Regions from separate parts of the Homo sapiens genome. Here regions 1 and 3 are each linked to region 2. Evidence: chromatin loops called from intact Hi-C (ENCODE). Cell type or tissue: pancreas. All regions are shown on one strand. Region 1 has its middle 85 kb from the start of SHANK2. Region 2 overlaps SHANK2 (SH3 and multiple ankyrin repeat domains 2). Region 3 has its middle 91 kb from the start of SHANK2.

The links. Peaks named below come from ENCODE experiments on the same cell type or tissue, not always from the same donor. Only the 100,000 strongest peaks of a DNase experiment are listed, where the experiment ranks them.
Region 1: it touches region 2 in a loop (3-fold over the local background); 14 of 110 quality-filtered maps call a loop at or near these places.
Region 3: a loop joins it to region 2, with 2.5 times the contacts of the local background. A loop is called at or near these places in 12 of 110 quality-filtered maps.

The regions. Positions count from the first base shown.
Region 1 is chr11:71,335,843-71,339,842 of GRCh38, forward strand. No RefSeq gene overlaps it. Among named protein-coding and RNA genes, the nearest start is that of SHANK2, 85 kb to the left of the region's middle. In pancreas, no CTCF peak of the experiment used is centred here; no DNase peak of the experiment used is centred here.
Region 2 is chr11:71,118,871-71,122,870 of GRCh38, forward strand. SHANK2 (SH3 and multiple ankyrin repeat domains 2) reads right to left here. Exons shown (of 26, transcript NM_012309.5): 4 at 1-162. Among named protein-coding and RNA genes, the nearest start is that of SHANK2, 130 kb to the right of the region's middle. In pancreas, a CTCF peak has its summit at 1,899; a DNase peak (open chromatin) is centred at 1,891; H3K27ac peaks cover 545 bases.
Region 3 is chr11:71,341,743-71,345,742 of GRCh38, forward strand. No RefSeq gene overlaps it. Among named protein-coding and RNA genes, the nearest start is that of SHANK2, 91 kb to the left of the region's middle. RefSeq lists an enhancer at 1,821-2,320. In pancreas, a CTCF peak has its summit at 2,036 (motif pointing left); a DNase peak (open chromatin) is centred at 1,969.

The sequences.
Region 1 (4,000 bases), 220 kb after region 2:
ACCCAGAAGTTGGAAGACAGCCCTGGAAACTTCTGGGCTCTGGAGGTGGCTCTGTGCTCACCTGCAGGAAAACTTCCTCATTAGCCATTAGAATGATGGAGCTGCCTCCTGTGCTTTGGCCAAGGGCAGTTGACTGGAAGGTGTTGCTCTGTGCGGAGCCCTGAAGAGAAATCACCCTGACTTTGCTGTGTTCCAAGAGTGCAGCTGAGAAGATGTGATCTTGGGAGCCAGAGGCCACAATGTCTTTTTTATTCATCTCAATTTATGTTCCTGGCAAGAATAACAAAGGAAATGCTAGAGGTACAAATGAGCAGAAAAAATTATGAGGAAGACCACATCCAGGTGCACGGTGGTGAAATTGCACCAGGACATGCCAAGCCCATCTTTAGTTCAGAATTCCTCCTCATCTGTAGGGGACCATCCATCATCCACATTGCACAGTTCTGAGAATGAGCACCAGTGCCATCAATAATTCCACCAGGGCAACAGGTGTAAAACAGGGATTGTCCTAGCAAGCCGGACCATATGGCTGCCGCCCTTATCTGTGCAATCGGCTGATTTGCAGGGATAATGAGATATTCGATGAGAAAGGTTTTGTGACTTAGAGCAGCACCAGAATCAGTGCCAAGCCATTTTTGTAGCTCACTTATTTGTCCCACAGGCAGTGTCCTCTGGCGATGTGCTTTGCTGTTTGAGCTCTGAAAGGTGGTGCTGGAGAGGCTTATAGAGAGGGGTACCCCATGGCTTGTGAGCCCACCCAGGGCCCAGGCTTGCCCAGAGGCAGCACGGAAAATGGAAAGAACAGGGGCTTTGGGGCTGGACCCGTCCAGGTTCCCTTTAGTTTCCCACCCCACGGCTTCATAGCTGAGCACAGATATTGGTTGTTGGTGCTGTGTTTCTCCAGGACCTGCCTCCTTAGGTCTTGGTAAGGATAATCTGCCCTTCTAAGACACACTCTAAAAGCACTGGTCCCTTCTGCTTTCCAGCCTCCCTGGAAGCTGGGCATGGGAATGTGGATTGACTCAGCCAATCAGATGAGCCTGCCCTGAGTCATTTGTCCAATCAGGTGTCCTTTCCCTGAAAGTCTTGCCCAATCAGATGCACCTGTCCTAAACAGGGACAGTCAGATGCAGCCACTGTAAATTGTGTCCAATCAGATGTCTGCCCTGAACTGTGGATCGGAACCATGGGAAAAGGAGGCTGAGACTGGGAGAGGCCAGTGTGACCTGGTGGCCTGTGTCTGGGGCCGGCAGGGCATATGTCCACGCACACCTCCTGTCACCAGTTCCGCAGCGTTTTCCCTTCCTTCTGGCCATGTTTGTGCTGCCCTTTATTTTTCTAATACATTTCTGTTCTGCTTATGCAAGACAGAACCTGTTTTTCTCTTGCTTACAACTAAAGAACCCTGGCTAATGTGCTGCATGAGCTAGAGCAGTTCTTGCCATTCTCTGAGCCTTACACAGTTATCTTCACAATGGAACAAGGATCCCTACCCTGCAGGGTTTTTTAAAGATGAAGGAGCATGCTTTCTGCATAGCACTGCATCCAGCCACGTAGCCCTGGAGCAGCTGTGGGTGCAGCCTGCACAGAGGGGAAAAGGAGCTGTCGTGGTTTTGATGTTTGTCTCCTCCAAAGCTCATGTTGAACTGCAATCTCCAGTGTTGGAGGTGTGGGCCTGGTGGGAGGTGATTGGATCATGGGGGTGGCTCGTTCGTGAGTGGCTTAGCACTGTCCCCTTGGTGATGATGTGATAAACAAACTCACCCATCCAAACCCAAAGAATGGACTCAGGCACCTGGAGAATGGTGAACATGAGACTTTTAATGATGCCTTTGCAAGATCAGGTGTCGATGGGCAGGCACACCCAGCACGGTTTCAACAAGCAGTTCATCCCCCAGTGCACAGGTCGCTCCCCTGGTTCTTCATAGGCTGAGTACTGTGGGGTCACAATCTTCCCAGATGTTGCCTATTGATTGTTAGGCAGGGACTTCAGGTGTTTTATTTTTGGGAGTTGTCCTGCTGCACTTTGTTGCAGCCCACAATGCACTGCAATCCTAGTCAGCTCGGGGGCTCTTCAAGTATTTGACTTATGACTTAAGTATCTGGGCAGGCTGATAAGAACAGAAAAAGCTAGCTATTTTGCAGGCTAGTACATTTTCATTTTTTTTTTTTTTTTTTGAGACTGAGTCTCGCTCTGTTGCTCAGGCTGGAGTGCAGTGCCACAATCTCAGCTCACTGCAACCTCCACCTTCTGGGTTCAAGTGATTCTTCTGCCTCAGCCTCCCGAGTATCTGGGACCACAGGCACGCGTCACCATGCCTGGCTAATTTTTGTATTTTTAGTAGAGATGGGGTTACACCATATTGGCCAGGCTCGTCTCAAACTCCTGACCTCAAGTAATCCGCCTGCCTCGGCCTCCCAAAGTGCTGGGGTTACAGGCGTGAGCCACTGCCCCCGGCCTGTAAACTTTCATCTTAGACTAAACTTCTTCAGTTCACGTAAGGGCAACCAAGGGGGTTGGAGGGCTGGCAAGCGGGCCTTGGCTATCCAAGCAGGGGCCTAGTATATCCTGTTTCTTCTGTAGTTTGCTGACCTAAGCCAATTTAAGGCACTTTGTCTTGGAAATGGGCCACTGCATACATTATTTCCTTCAATGAGTGAGTTCTTGCTCGGGAAGTTTATGCAAGATCTAATTGTTTAAATGTGTGTGGCCCCTTCCCCCGTCGCTCTCTTGCTCCATCTCTCACGCTGCGACACGCTGGCTCCCTGCCACCTTTCACCATGATCGGAAGCTTCCTGAGGCTTCACCAGAAGCAGATGCTGGCACCATGCTTCCTGTTCGTGAGACACAATGACACCTCTTTTCTGTATAAATTACCCAGCCTCAGGTATTTCTTTATAGCAATGCAAGAACGGCCTGACAGAGGAGACTACCATAGCAAATAGCAGCGTGTGAACTACCCATTAAAGTACTTGCTAAGCTAATCTCCTCCTTTCTGCCAAGGGGTTAAAATGTTCAGAAACAACAATTCAACCTTCAGAAATGATGGCAAGCCAAACTCATTTAATGTGCGGCAGGCAGAGCTTCGCTCCCCGTACAGGGCTGCCAGATAACATGTGGGATAAACAGTGGGTTATTATTTATTTTAGTGTAAGTATGCCTCATGCACTATTTGGACATACTTATATGTAAAAAAAAAATACTGTGTGTCTGGGATTCCAATATAACTATGCACCCTGTTACTTTTATTTGCTAAGTCTTGGCCCCCTCACACCCTGGTTGCCTCCTCCAGGATTTTTTCTCTTGACTCTCATGTCCTACGTTTGCTTTGCTTTGGGGGAGCTCTGCAGACAGCCAAATGCTGTTTTTGCAGCGTGACTCTGAAAGCCTGCATTTGCTCCAGAGCTTATTAAGACAAGCCATTTCCACCACGATGAAGAGCACGCACGCACAGCCGTATCCCAGAATCAACGGTGTCTCAACGACAAAATTGAAAGCATTCTCACGTATTCCACCACTGGGAGTCCAATATGAAGCAGCAACACCCTTCTGGGTCATTATGGCTCATTTTCACTTTCAAAAGCACATGCTTCTGGGTGGTCTGGCCCCCGCGCCTGCCTCCGGCCCTCCTGTTCCTCACACCCACGCATAGTTAAGGTCCATTATGCACCCGACTCTGTCCAGGCAGGGAGCTGCCAGGGACAGTCATTTTCCAAAGAGGAAACACATTTGCTTAGCAAGTCTAGGCCTGCTGGTCTCCCCATCCAGACAGACAGGGAAGCTTCTCGTTACTTCTAATGCATCGCCCTGGGAGGCCGAAGGAGACCATTTCGGGAACTGTGCTTCCCAGCACAGGCTCTACCTCCAAAACACAGCAGGCAGGGGACAGAGCCTGGTGGCTGCCGCATGGTTACCTGTAACCAAGAGGTCACCCAGGGCTGAGGTGTAGGTGAGTCAGCGGCTACCCGTGTGTGGTCTCTCTGGAGCCCGCAGAGCTGG
Region 2 (4,000 bases):
GCGCAGGAGCCGCTCCTCATCCAGGAACTTGCCGTCACGCCCATTGCTGGCCGGCTGGAACAGGCCGTAGTTCAGGACATCTTTCAAACTCTGGGTTAATGTACACAGGATCCGCTGCTTTGCAACCCACACTGTGGCATCCGGGTTAAATCGAATGCATTTCTGCCAGGAAGGACAAAGACAGCTGATGAGTGACAGAGGACGCTACCTGAGTCACCCATGTGGGGCGCGTGGTCAGAGAGGCAAAGCTGCTTCCACCCCTTCCCGACACTTCCTCTGAGCAGTGAACCCACGGCTTTTCACAGTGAAAAATAAAGCCTACTGGTTGCTGGGACACAGACATTCGGTAAATATAAAAGGGAAAAAGGAAAGACCGAGGCATTGGTCTCTTTGGCCTTGATCTCACCATGGACTCAAATCTCCAGCACTGGCCGGGTGCGGTGGCTCACGCCTGTCATCCCAGCACTTTGGGAGGTCCAGGCAAGCAGATCACAAGGTCAGGAGATCAAGACCATCCTAGCCAACATGGCGAAACCCCATCGCTGCTAAAAATACAAAAATTTGCTGGGCATGGTGGTGCGTGTCTGTAATCCCAGCTACTCTGGAGGCTGAGGCAGGAGAATCGCTTGAATCAGGGAATTAGAGGTTGCACTGAGCCGAGATTGCACCACTGCACTCCAGTCTGGCGACAAGGCGAGACTCCATCTCAAAAAAAAAAAAAAAAATTCTCTAGCCCTCATAGTGTCTTTTTGGTCATCAATGACCACCTGTCACCTCAGGGCCCTCTCTCACTTGCATGGCACTTCTCAAACTCCAGCAGTTTGAAAAACACAGGTCAGAGACCCCACTTATGTCTCCCTAACATGATGTCTGATTCAGCAGGTCTGGGTGGGACCTGAGAACCTACATCTCAGACAAATCCCAAGGTGCTACTGCTGCTGCCGTCCTGGGGAACACACATTCAGAGCCACAGCCCGCGCATATTTCAATGTGACTTAATTTTGACATGGATCGTTCTTTAGCATTTCAGATTCGGTGGAAGCCTTGTCTTATAACCACACTGACGAGAAAGTTTTCATACTACCTACGCTGACTCTGAACACAAAAGCTTTAAAAATGCAGTCATCACCTCTCCTCCCAAAGGACACAGGAAAGCAATTACGGAAAAACGATTTGATGGAAAATCAAATCAGTTGCCATGAGAGTTCATTTTTGCAAAGTTAAATAGTGTCAACAGGGCCTGCAAACCAATCACAACACTTCAAACATATAATAGCACCTCTGAGGACTGAAATAACAACAACTTGGTCATGTTCCCAGGTCCCCTCTGTGAGACTCACCAGTGAGCCAGGAAAGGCAAAGGCCAGGCAAATCCACTTCTAGCCATGACTTCTAATTTTTGTTGAATTAAAATTATATTCTACTGAACAGCTGTCAGCAGGGGCTCAATAATTCACTTTGTCACTGTCAAAGTGTTCAGAACAAAAGGAGGTTTGATTGAATATAAGACTCAAACCAATTCTCTATCTGAGGATTCTGTGGGTTTGTGCCCAAGAAAGCAAAAGGCCCTATCATCTTCCCAAGACAGCCCGAGGGTAAGTTCCTCATCGCTGGGAAAATGATCCTGGGACGGCCAACAGGAGGTCGGGTTCAGTGGGCGGCCAGAGTCCTCCCTGCCAGGAAACCTGACCCTGTGCACAAAAGCTCCTGTTTCTCCCTTCCAATGTCAAAGGCTGAGCTCACGTGTGGCTCTCAAAGCTCCCCACAGGGCTGTGAGGCTGGGTGGGGGCAGTTGTTTATTCCAGAAAGATTTCCAGACCCGCACCCTCCCCCATCCTTGGCTAAGCAAGGACTCTCTGGAAACTCCTGGCACAAGAAACAAGCTGTATCAGGTGTGACCAGGTGGGGCCGCTCACTACTCACCCTTCAGTTGCAGGAATCCTTCTAGGCCCCTCCAATTCAAGCTCCAACATCCACAGAGCCCATGGCTCCCTCCCTGACACCTGCAGAGAAGCTTCAGCCAAGGGGCAATTCCTTGGAGGAGCACAGGGCTCCAAACTGCCTCTCAGGGGACTTCTGTGCCACTGCAGGTGATTGCAAAGATAGGTGTCCACCGTCATTTGTGGACAGGGTGGGGATGCTGTGTCTGTGCAGCACGGGGGCCAACCCCACAAAGCAAGAACCATCTGCTCCAGAAAATGCTAAGAGCACCACCTTGAGAATCATCTAGAAGGAGCAAGAGCTCAAAGGTCGGAAAGCCTGGGTTTGCAACCCAGTGGGGCACACCAACCTTGATTCCTAGGGAAACCCACCCACCCAGCAGTCCTCTGATTCCCCCATGAAAATCAGAGCCACTACTTAACTTCAGGGCTGCTGTCAGGATCAAACAGAATATAAATAAGACATGTTGTTATGGGCTGAACTGTGCCCCTCTAAATAAATGTTGAAGTCCTAATGCCCATACCCTATGAATGTGATTTATTTGGGAATAGGATCTTTGCAGACGTAATCAAGTTAAGATGATGTCATACAGGAGCAGGGTGGACCCTAATGCAATAACTGTGTCCTTAAAAAGGGAGTAAATCTGGATATTAGCCCTTTGTCAGATGGACAGATTGCAAAAATTTTCTCCCATTCTGTAGATTGCCTGTTCACTCTGATGGTAGTTTCTTTTGCTGTGCAGAAGCTCTTGAGTTTAATTAGATCCCACTTGTCTATTTTAGCTTTTGTTGCCATTGTTTTTGGTGTTTTAGTCATGAAGTCCTTGCCCATGCCTATGTCCTGAATGGTACTACCTAGGTTTTCTTCTAGTGTTTTTATGGTTTTAGGTCTAACATTTAAGTCTTTAATCCATCGTGAATTAATTTTTGTATAAGGTGTAAGGAAGGCATTCAGTTTCTTCTGCAAAGAACTTAAACAAATTTATAAGAAAAAATCAAACAACCCCATCAAAAAGTGGGCAAAGGATATGAACAGACACTTTTCAAAAGAAGACATTTATGCAGCCAACAGACACATGAAAAAATGCTCATCATCACTGGTCATCAGAGAAATGCAAATCAAAACCACAATGAGATACCATCTCACACCAGTTAGAATGGCGATCATTAAAAAGTCAGGAAACAACAGGTGCTGGAGAGGATGTGGAGAAATAGGAATGCTTTTACACTGTTGGTAGGAGTGTACACTAGTTCAACTGTTGTGGAAGACAGTGTGGCAATTCCTCAAGGATCTAGAACTAGCAATACCATTTGACCCAGTGATCCCATTACTGGGTATATACCCAAAGGATTATAAATCATGCCACCATAAAGACACATGCACACGTATGTTTACTGCGGCACTATTCACAATAGCAAAGACTTGGAACCAACCCAAATGTCCATCAATGATAGACTGGATTAAGAAAATGTGGCACATATACACCATGGAATACTATGCAGCCATAAAAAAGAATGAGTTCATGTCCTTTGAAGTGACATGGATGAAGCTGGAAACCATCATTCTGAGCAAACTATCGCAAGGACAGAAAACCAAACACTGCATGTTCTCACTCATAGGTGGGAATTGAACAATGAGAACACTTGGACACAGGGCAGGGGAACATCACACATGGGGGCCTGTCTTAGTGTGGAGGGTTGGGGGAGGGAAAGCATTACGAGAAATACCTAATGTAAATGACGAGTTAATGGGTACAGCAAACCAACAAGGCACATGTATACATATGTAACAAACCTGCACATTGTGCACATGTACCCTAGAACTTAAAGTATAATTTTAAAAAAAAGTGAGAAAATCTGGACACGGCATCATGCACACGGGGAGACGACCACGTGAATGGGAAGGCAGAGACTGGTGTGTCCCATCTGCAAACCCAGCAATGCTAAGATTTCTGGTAAGCCCCCAGAAGCTGGGGTAGAGGTAGAGAATCTGGGACAGATTCCCCCTCAAGCCTCAGAAGGAACCAACCTTGCCTACCCCTTGACCTTGGACTTCCAGC
Region 3 (4,000 bases), 220 kb after region 2:
TGCTCGGGTGAGCTGAGGTGGGAGCACAGACATGCAGGGATGGGGTGGCTCCTAGGTGGACCCCCATAGGTGGGAGGAGCTGGCCAGGTGACGAGTCAGGGAGGACATCTCGGGAGGAGGCAGCAGCTCTGGACAAATCTCAGGTGAGGGAAATAGCTTGGGACATTCAAAAAATGGAAAGATGACCAACATAGACACGGCATGGGTTGCACGGCTGGCCACTCAAAATGTGGCTGAGAGGTCCATGCCAGGCAGGGCCCTGCAGGCCAGGCTGTGAAATGTTGTCCGAAGGGCAACAGGGCAGCACTGAAGGCTTTGAGGAAGGGGGTGACATGGTCCAGTTTGCATTTCACAAATGTTGCAAGGAGGAAAACGGAAGGGAGTAGAGCTGGGGGTGCCCAGGAGACCAGCGAGGGGCTCGCAGTCGTCCAGGCAAGAAACCAGGGGCTTGGGCAGGAGGTCTGCATTGAAGGGAGTGCCAACAAGTCCCGGGAGAGTCAAGGGTGACTCCTCAGGTCTCGGGGTGCTTGTGAGGCTTCCCAGTGGAGAACGTGAGAAGTGGGTTGGGTAATGTGATTACGTCACATCTCAGAGCCAGAGGAATGCAGAGTCCTCCGACCACAGCCACGTCAGAGCTCAAGTTCAAGCTGCGACTGATCCCCGTGGGCTGAGATGTGTCTCCCCACAATTCCTATGTTGATATCCTAACCCCAGCACCTCAGCATGTGACTGTATTTGGAGACCGGACCTTTGTTTTGATTATTTATTTGTTTTTTGAGACAGAAATCTCTGTGTAACCTGGGCTGGAGTGCAGTGGTGCAATCATGGTTCAATGCAGCCTCGACCTCCTGGGCTCAAGGGATCCTCACACCTCAGCCTCACAGGAAGCTAGGGCTACAAGCGCGCACCACCAGCCCAGCCGACTTTTTTATTTTTTGTAGAAACGAAGTCTTGCCATGTTGCTCAGGCTGATCTCAAATTCCTGGGCTCAAGTGATCCTCCCGCCTTGGCCTCCCAAGTAGCTGAGACCACAGGCATGTACCACCATGCCTGGCTAATTTTTTTAAAAATATGTTTTTAAGAGACAGGTTCTCACTATATTGCCCAGGCTTGTGTCAAACTCCTGGGCTCAAACAATCCTCTTGCCTCAGCCTCCCAAAGTGCTGGGATTACAGGCATGAGCCATCGTGCCTGGTGGAGATAGGGTCTTTATAGAGGTGATTATTTTAAAATGAAGTCACATGGGTGGGCCCTAAACCCATCTGACTGGTGTCCTTATCAAAAGAGGAGATGAGGGCACAGACATGCACAGGGGAACACAGGGAAGGTGGCAGCTATAAGCCACAGTGAAGGGCCTCTGGAGGAACCAACTCTGCTGCCTTGATCTTGGGCTGCAACCCCAGAACTGTAGAGGATAAACACCTGTGGGGCTTTGTGACTGCAGCCCCAGCTGACTCATGCACTGATACTGAAGCAGAAGCAGGCAGGGAGTGGGGAGAGAGAGAGAACCCCAGACCACCTTTCCCAGCCAAGCTTCCAGAAGAGCTGTCCCGCTCCCATTTCGCCTCCTCACTTCCCAGCCCTGCATTCGGGGACCCTCTCTCCAAGAAGGCCTGTCCCCACGCCCTGGTCACGCTCCACTTGCCCCATTCCCGGGGTCCATTGTGGGTTCCGTCCCTTCTTCCACCCGTTCCGATGCTGTTTTTCCCGGGCTCTCCTCACCCAGGGAAGGGCCCTCGCCCCACCCACAGGCTGGGGACTCAGGAAGCCCACCTGCAGCCACATTCTCAACGCCCATGCTCCCATCCACCCTCCCTGCGGCCCCTGACACGGCTGCTCACACCCAGGCCTACCACGTCCTCCTCCCGATGTCCCTGTGCTCTGCAGCAGGCTCAGGCTCAGGGACAGCATTGTCATCACCCTGAGCACCCGTTGTGGAACCCCAAGGCCACTCCATGCTCCTCCCTCCCACCCGGAACCCAGTCAGCTGCCAACTCCTTTGACCCACATGCTCCCTCTGCAGGCTGGGATTAGAATTCGCGTCCTGACCTGGAGGCCAAAGCCCCTGCTGGTCCCCTGCCCTCCTCGGGTTCTGCAGGCCAAGAGCCGGGGTTTTGGCAGAGCCCTGAGTTTGAGCATTGCCACTCAGGGTTGAATGGCCTTTGACAAGTTCCTGAAGTTCCCTACATCTCAGTTTCCCCTTCTGTAAAGTGGGGCTAGAAATACAGCCTCCCTGGTAGGGCTATTGTGTTATACCAGACAGAGAATGCACAACACCGTCCTGGTCATTGCTGAACTAGTGAGAGCTGCTTTCCCTCCTCTTCCTCTTGCCCTCTCCCTCCTCCTCCCTCCGCTCACTCCCACTCCTCTTCCTCCCGCTTCCTCCTGCCCGTCCCTTTCCTCTCCCCTGTTGCAGCCCCTCATCTCCTGGCTCACCCTGTTTAGATCTGCAGATGCCCTAGTTCTGTGCCAGGCTACAGTACAGCAGGTACATTTCCTTCAGGAAGCCGTGCCCTGCTCCTGACCAGGACGAAGGAGCCACTGCCCACCCCTCCGTGAGGCCAAACCTGCTCCTGTTCCCCCATCTGTGTGTCCCCTTCTCAGACTCCTGTACGGGAGTTCAACCATTTCCAGAGACCCCACGGAGGCTGGAGTTTTTGTTCTCAGCCTAAAGGGTCTGTGTTGTTTTCCCAACCAGGAGACTGGGGCCAAAGCGTCCAACAAACAGGAGAGCAGGCCCAGCATCTGCAGCCCCAGCCCCAGCTGATACACAGCTAGACGCCCCCTCCTCACAGCCCCCTGTGGAGTGTGCAGAGACATGGGATTTAGAGAAGGGAATGAGGTGGTCCTGAGCAGTTTACTTTGAGAAATTAACCCCAGAAACTGCTGAAAGTCACTGTAGTGTGAGTGGACAGGTACTTCTGCTTTTCTGGGAGAAGGAAGTTGCTGGGGGGTCCTCCAGACAGCATTCCCGGCCTTGCTCTCCCATGTCTGCACCTGGCATTGGAGAGGAGCAAGTGCTGCTCTTAGATCCTGCATTTATTTTAGGAGGTGGGGAGGGGACCCCTGGCCCTGACTACCCCAGGGTGGCCTGTGAACAGCAGCATTTCATCACGGGGGTGCTGGTCAGAAAGGCCGAACCCCAGGCCTGCCCCACGCATAGGCACCGTGCCTGGTGCATGTGGGCTTCGTAAGTCAACAAGAGAGTGGACTGTGTCATTGGTTCAGTGACCAGCCGTATTCAGAAGGACTGGAACACGGGGTGTACACGGCAGAGCCGTGGGAGGAAAAGCGAGTGGGGTAAGCGTCTGTGAGTGGATAAAACCCAGCTCCTGCCCTTGGAGAGCTCATAGGTGAATTGGTTCATAACCTCAACTTGCAGGATTTCCCGGGACTAGCCTGTGCCCCAGTGAGTTTGCTACTCAGGGTATGATCTGAGGTCAGCAGCAGCCCCTGAGAGTTTATCAGGAAAGAAAAGTCCTGGGCCCAACCCCAGACTGGCAAATTGGGTGTTGAGGCCAGGAATCTAGGTTTTAACAAGCATTCCTGGTGATTTTTTCTTTTTTTTTTTTTTTTTGAGACGGAGTTTTGCTCTTGTTGCCCAGGCTGGAGTGCAGTGGCGTGATCTTGGCTCGCTGCAACCTCTGCCTTCTGGGTTCAAGTGATTCTCCTGCCTCAGCCTCACAAGTAGGTGGGATTACAGGTGCCCATGACCACGCCTGGCTAATTTTTTTATTTTTAGTAGAGTCAGGGTTTCTCCATGTTGGCCGGGCTGGTCTGGAACTCCTGACCGCTGGTGATCCACCCACCTTGGCCTCCCAAAGTGCTGGGATTACAGGCGTGAGCCACCCCGCCTGGCCTAGCCTGTCCTTTTTAAGCCACTTTCCCAGAGACTTCATCCTGCAGCCGCCAGTCACATCGCGTGGTTCTTAGATGTGTCGCATGACGAGACCTAGCAGGGGCGCAGGCTGGGAATGCAGCTCTTTAGCCGGGCTGCACG